Linked DNA regions of Homo sapiens: region 2 is linked to region 1. A link is a loop called in an ENCODE intact Hi-C map of the cell type or tissue named here. Cell type or tissue: ovary. All regions are shown on one strand. Links, peaks and the distances in the headings refer to the core of each region. The heading gives the core; the rest is flanking DNA. Region 1 overlaps ASB10 (ankyrin repeat and SOCS box containing 10). Region 2 overlaps AGAP3 (ArfGAP with GTPase domain, ankyrin repeat and PH domain 3).

Region 1 (2,893 bases), core at 185-2,684:
GGACCAACAGCCAGGAGGCTGGGGAGGGAGCGCCCTGGCTCGCAAGAGTCTGAATGTCTAACCCCAGTGAGGACCCTCCTGACATTGCCCGCTAAGGGGACAATATGTGAAGTTGTGCACAGCCCCTTCACAGCCACCACTCCACATCGCCTTTCTTCCCTTCCCCGTCCTTAAAAAGGCATCCCATGATCGCAGGCTCTCCAGATGTGGCCAGAAATCCTCCCCCATCTTCCTATCACTTTAGAGGAGGGTCCTTCTTCTGGGACGCCCTCCCAGATCTCAACCCCATTCCTCACCCTCCTCTTCATGCCCCCAGCTCCTGCTCCCACGTTTATCTTGCATTCATCCTATTGCCCCTTGTATTCTAACTGGTTGTTCACACCCTTGTTTCTCAGACTAGACTGAAGATTCACTGAGGGCAGGAGCGTGTCTCGTTCCCAGCAGGGCATGAAGCACCTAAAACCTGGGGACCCGGAAGCACACAGTGAACCAAGTGGGTGCGATCAAATAGAATTTCCATCAAAATCCACCAGCAGGACTCTCTCGGGCAAGTCATCTGCGGGAGTCGGGATTCCCTGGGAGCAGAGCTCCAAACTCTTTCCCGCACCAGCGAGCCCGCACTCGCATGATACCCAGACCTGCGCTCGACCTGGCCCCAGATCCCCGTGCCAAGGGCCACAGCCTCTGAGATGCTTCCTAGGCGGCTCCAGTGCCATCTCCCCAGCAACGGCCTTCTGCTTCCCGTTACTTCCTCGTCTTCCCCATCTTAGCATCTGGCACCACCGTCCAGGGGTCCAAGCCAAAAACCTGCGAGTCGCCCTAGACAGCGCTATTCTGCAGCCCCCTACATCCCCCCCAGCGGCGGCCCCCCAGTTCTTCCCAGGGATCCCGAATCTCGCCCGCCGCGACCACCTCTGGCCTGGACCACCGCCGCAGGTGCCCCCCGACCCACGCCCGCAGCCAGGACGGTCCGTCCTGCCACTCCTACTGATCTGCTCTACTCAGGTCTCAGGCTAAATGTCACCTCCTCAGAGAGCAGGTTTCCCTGTCACCGACTGCCAACCCCCCATCCCGCACGTCTCTCCCCGGGCTCGGCAGCACCTGCCGCTTCCTCCTGTGCGCCGCGCTCCGGCTACCCCGCGCAAGCGGACCCTGGTGGGGGCCTGGAGGGCAGTCCTTGCCCCCGTGCGGCGGTGCCTGAACGCAGCAGGCCCTGGAACGGCTGCGGAACAAACCATCGAGCACTAGGGCGTCCCCCGGGACCCCCACCCGAGCCGCGGTCTCCACGGGGCGCCCCGCAGGCCCTCGACAGGAGTGGGCCTCGCGCACCAGGTTCCCGCCCATGTCTTGGGGCAGCCGCTTCCTGCCCGCGAGGTGGGGCCTGTGCGGTCGGGGTCCGCCTGGGGTTTCCACAGCGAGGAGCCTCCACCGCTTGCCCACCCGCACCCGCGTCCCAGAGCCGCGCCCTAGTACCTGAAGCCAGACAGACCGGTCAGCCCAAGGTCCGTGAGGCCAGGGTGGGAATCCGGGCCCCCTCACTTCCTCTCCGCTTCTCCTCAGCCGCCTCTCAACGCCTAACCCGGCTTCGGGCTCTGGTCCGCGCGGCCTAAAGCCTCGCGACCTCCAGGCCTCGCCCCCTGCCGCCTCGCGCCCTCCAGGCCCCAACCCCTGTCCCTTCGCGCCCTCCTGGCCCCGCCCTTCGTCGCCTCGCTAGTGCCGGTTGGCGGGAAAGTCGCGAGCTCCAGCGCTTGCGCACTCCGCCGCCTGGGGGAACTCTGTCCAGCGACCCTTGACGTCAGGGATCACGGTGCACTTGATTGGCTGCTCTGTCCCGACCACCTGCCCTTCGCCTGTGGTTGCAGGCAGCTCCCGACTGCTGGGGCCTCTGGCAGGTTCTGAAAATCCTGATACTGCAATGACCCTCAGGGACTCTCCTCCCTCTCTTTTTACAGATGCAGAAACGTGATCCCAGAGAGGGAAGAGACTTACGTTCCACAAGTTAATGGCAGAGTTAAGACCAGAACCTGTGTCATGGAACTTTCAACTCAGCGCTCTTGCGGCCAGAGCTAAATTTAAGGAAGGAGCAGATAAAAGAGGCAGGAACCAGGCATGCTTCTGGTGCTCCCTGACCTACCGTGTCAGGCAATAGGCAGAACTGGTTCTGTTTTTCTAAACCTGGGCCTTTCGCTGTCACCTGAGCCATGGTTACCCTCTGCGATCGGCCACCCCACATGCCCCTCCTTCCGGGTGGCTCTCCTGCCTCCTCACCTTCCTACCCCAAGGGTTCCTGTGCCTTCCTGCCCAACTCTCTGCACTGCCTCCATGTGCACCCTGCACCTCCTTTAGGCCTTTTCAAACGCGTTCTCACCTGGCGGTCATTCTGTCATTTCATGGAGCTGGCAAGCCTGGGACCCCTTAGCAGCCGGCTGATGCCAAAGGGGAAGGTGATTCAGCTGGAACCGTGGGGCAGGCAGGGAGCCCCTGTCAGTCCGCCCATCCCGACTCCCCTGCAAGGGAGCCAGTTCAGAGGAAGGTCTGTTGGAGACAGCACCAAACACAGACCTGGAGATTTTTAATGCACATACAGGGTTTGCACAGGCTAGAAGGGGGCCTCAGGAGAGCCCCAGTAGGAGTGTGTCTTCATCAGACATCACCCGGCTGCCGCTGTCGGTCCGCTTCTCTGCATTGGGAATTGCAGCATCCACACCTGCCTGCGGAGCTGGGCCTCCTGCTGCCAGGGCTACCTGGCCTGAGTTAGTGCAGAGGCGCGCCCTCTGCAGGCTGGGGCATCTGCTTTCAGGCCCTCTCAAAAGGCCATGGACATCTGGAAGGAGAGGTTTGGATTCAGAGGCTTCTGGTGGTTCGGGGACGGGCCGGTTCTGGCTAGGGCCCT
Region 2 (2,893 bases), core at 265-2,764, 51 kb before region 1:
AGAACGGGAGGGATGGGGCCTGGGCTGCCGAGTGGCGAACATACCATTCCGTGCTGAGGTGGACGCTTGGCCTGTGTCTGCCCAGCAGGTGCCGCTGCCGCCCGCCGCCGCCGCCGCCTCCTCCTCCTCCTGGTCCTCCTCCTTCTCCTCCTCCTCCTTGTCCTTCTCCTCTTCCTCGTCCTTCTCCTCCTCCTCCTCCTCCTCTTCATCCCGCTGCCGCCGCTCCCCAGGCGCCTGGGTCTCTGCCCTCACCGGTGCTGACCGACTTGTGCGGGGCTTGAGTATAACTTGCCAAAATCTTTATTCTTTCGATATTTGCAGATATGTGCCACTGTTTCCAACTTTTCATCAACAAAAAGGCCTTTCCAACTCCTTCCAAATTAGAAGACCAGTTGGTGACACACAGCACCTCTGGACATGCCCCCTGTGCGGGGCCGGAGGCGGGCCGGGCCCTGGGACTGCTCTCAGATGAGAAGCGGCCGCCGAGCTCCCCACTCCAGAGACCCACGGGAACCTTTGTAACTAACCCCACCCCCAGGGAAGGCTAGGAGCGCCGGAGCCCGCGCTGGGGGCTGCCGGGGACCAGGCCCGGCCGGACGCTGCAGGCTCGCTGCATGGAGAAGAAGGCAGCTCGGCCCCACGCCCGGCGCTGGCCAGCGCGACGAGGCCCAGAGGGGCGGGGGAGTCCAAGCCCGCCCGGCCCGGCTGCTCCTGGGGGGCGCTTTCCTGCCCCTCCCCTCCTCTGCTCCTTCCTGCATGGACCTCTGCCGTTCCTGCTCCTGCTCCGGAAGCCGCCGCCGCCGCCGCGCTTGCCTTGCCCCCTCTTTTTGGCCTCCCCCTATTTCCTAGGATCCGCATTCGGGTGGACTCTGCCCCAGGAGCTTGACAGGGTGCAGGGCCTCTTCTGGCCTCTCTCCTCTCTCTGTCCATCCACTGTGCCCCTTGGGCCACGCCGACGCGCTCGGTGCCACGTGCCGTGTGGTGTCTGTGCCGCAGACGGGCCATCTGCCCGCTCACTTGTGGACTTTGCGCTCCCGGTTGTCGCGCCCTGTGCTCCCGACCAGCAGCCCCACCGTCCACCTCCTCGCCCCCGCTTCTCTTACGCCCCCGCCCCGGGCGTGCTCCTCGCGCCCTCGGCCTCTCTGTCCTTGCTCTTTTGTAAGGGGCGGGCCCGGCTCAGTGACCTGTGCTGCTCTGTATGGTGCCGTGTGTAAGAATAAACCCGTTGGAATACTCGTGGTCTCAGTTCCTTCCCGTCCCGCCGCCCCGGCCCGACCCACTGCTAGGGCTGCCCAGGAGGAGGGAGGCAGGAGGGAGGCCGGGAAGTCCAGGTGGGCAGCTCTCGGCAGACCCTGGGCCTCTTTAACACGCCTCTTGTTTTCTCTTCCAGTCTCGGAAGGGTGCTGACCTGGACCGGGAGAAGAAGGCTGCCGAGTGCAAGGTGGACAGCATCGGGAGCGGCCGCGCCATCCCCATCAAGCAGGTCAGCGCCTCCCTTCCCGTGTGCTCCAGGGCTCAGAATGAGGCCCAGGAATGTGGCGCTTCCCAGGGCCTCTTCTCAGGCCTCTGTGATGGGGGAGATGGCATCAGAGGCCAGCACCACCCTCCTAGGCGGAGTCCTTAACAAGGGACTGGCTCTCCAGTGAGAAGCCACCTTCTCTGCGCCGCCACCTTCAGGCCACGAGCTCTGCCTGTACCTTCTGATCACCACCGGAGGGCAGCAGAGAGCTACCTGCCGTGTTCAGCCAGGCGCTCAGCCTGTCCCGCTGGTTCTGGAGTTGGGTCTGGAGAGGGTTGAGTGGCTCTCTAAGGAAAATGAGCAACCCGAGAAGCCTGCGTGGAAGGGGATACTGAGGGCTAGTCCAGCGCTAGGTCTGTTGGCATGGTTTTGTTAATAAGGGCCTCTGTTCGTCTTTAAAGAAAAAAGTAGACTACCTCCTCACCTCTCCCACCTCCTTTCTAGTCAGTCCTGGGGGCCCTGGGCCTGCCTTCTTCCACACCTCCGGTCTTGGATTCCTGCAGTGGACACGGCATTGCCCCACGGAGGGCGTCTCTTTGATGTGTTGAGCCAGAGCAGCTGGGGTGGATGGGGAGGCATGTCTTTGGTGTGTGGGCAAGAGCCTGAGGAGCTGGGGTGCCCATAAGAACGGGGGCACTTGGCACAGAATTTTTTGGGATCTGGTGGTTGGAGAGGCCATGTACATAGGCAGCCGTACTGCCAGGTTTTGACCACAGAGGAGGCTCACGTGGCCAGAGCCCCTGAGCCTGGCGTGGCAAGGCCTGTGGTCAGGTGTGGCTCTCCTGGGCTGGGACTCATGGGCAGTGTGACTGCTTGTGGGGAGGGGCCAGTCGGTGTGACCAGGATTCATTCGTTAAGGCTAGGGGTTTCTGACCCCCAGCCAAAGTCCATTTAGAATGAAGAGTTCCAAGCAGAGTAGTGTCCCAGAGGGCAGGGTCCCACAGGGTCCCATGCCGTGATCCGTATTGTTTCCACTCACCCCTCTCTTGAAATGTTCGTTGCATTTATGTCTGGCAGTGACCACCCCAGTTGGGCCAGACTACTGGAGGGCCCCCTGGAAAGCCAAGAGCACAGTGACAGCAGCCAGAGGCTTCCCTGTTCGTTCGCGGAGTGCGTGTGTATGTGTGTCTTTGTGCAGGACAGACCCTGCACAAACCTGTTGCTCATTTGATCCCCTCTCTCCGGGCACCTCCTTTGTGGGGGACCCTGCTAGGTGACGCCCTCTGCTTTGGGCGTAGGCTCCTCAGCTCCCTGCTTGGAGATGGGGAGTGCAAGGGAAGGCGTGGGCGGTGAGTGGGTGTGTAGACACACTTCACCGAATTCACTACGAAAATGGGACCACTTTCCTTGGGGTCCTACGTGCTCCCTTTCCTC

What was found. A loop is a pair of places that touch in the nucleus more often than their neighbours do. Peaks named below come from ENCODE experiments on the same cell type or tissue, not always from the same donor. Only the 100,000 strongest peaks of a DNase experiment are listed, where the experiment ranks them.
Region 2: it touches region 1 in a loop (2.9-fold over the local background); 98 of 110 quality-filtered maps call a loop at or near these places.

The regions. Positions count from the first base shown.
Region 1 is chr7:151,173,143-151,176,035 of GRCh38, forward strand. ASB10 (ankyrin repeat and SOCS box containing 10) reads right to left here. Exons shown (of 6, transcript NM_001142459.2): 6 at 2,556-2,824. Among named protein-coding and RNA genes, the nearest start is that of GBX1, 6.9 kb to the left of the region's middle. RefSeq lists a silencer at 1,620-1,914 and an enhancer at 1,620-1,914. In ovary, for the core only: no CTCF peak of the experiment used is centred there; DNase peaks (open chromatin) are centred at 889, 1,449 and 1,619.
Region 2 is chr7:151,122,404-151,125,296 of GRCh38, forward strand. It overlaps AGAP3 (ArfGAP with GTPase domain, ankyrin repeat and PH domain 3), which reads left to right. Exons shown (of 18, transcript NM_031946.7): 9 at 1,391-1,483. Among named protein-coding and RNA genes, the nearest start is that of AGAP3, 37 kb to the left of the region's middle. In ovary, for the core only: a CTCF peak has its summit at 1,717; a DNase peak (open chromatin) is centred at 1,708.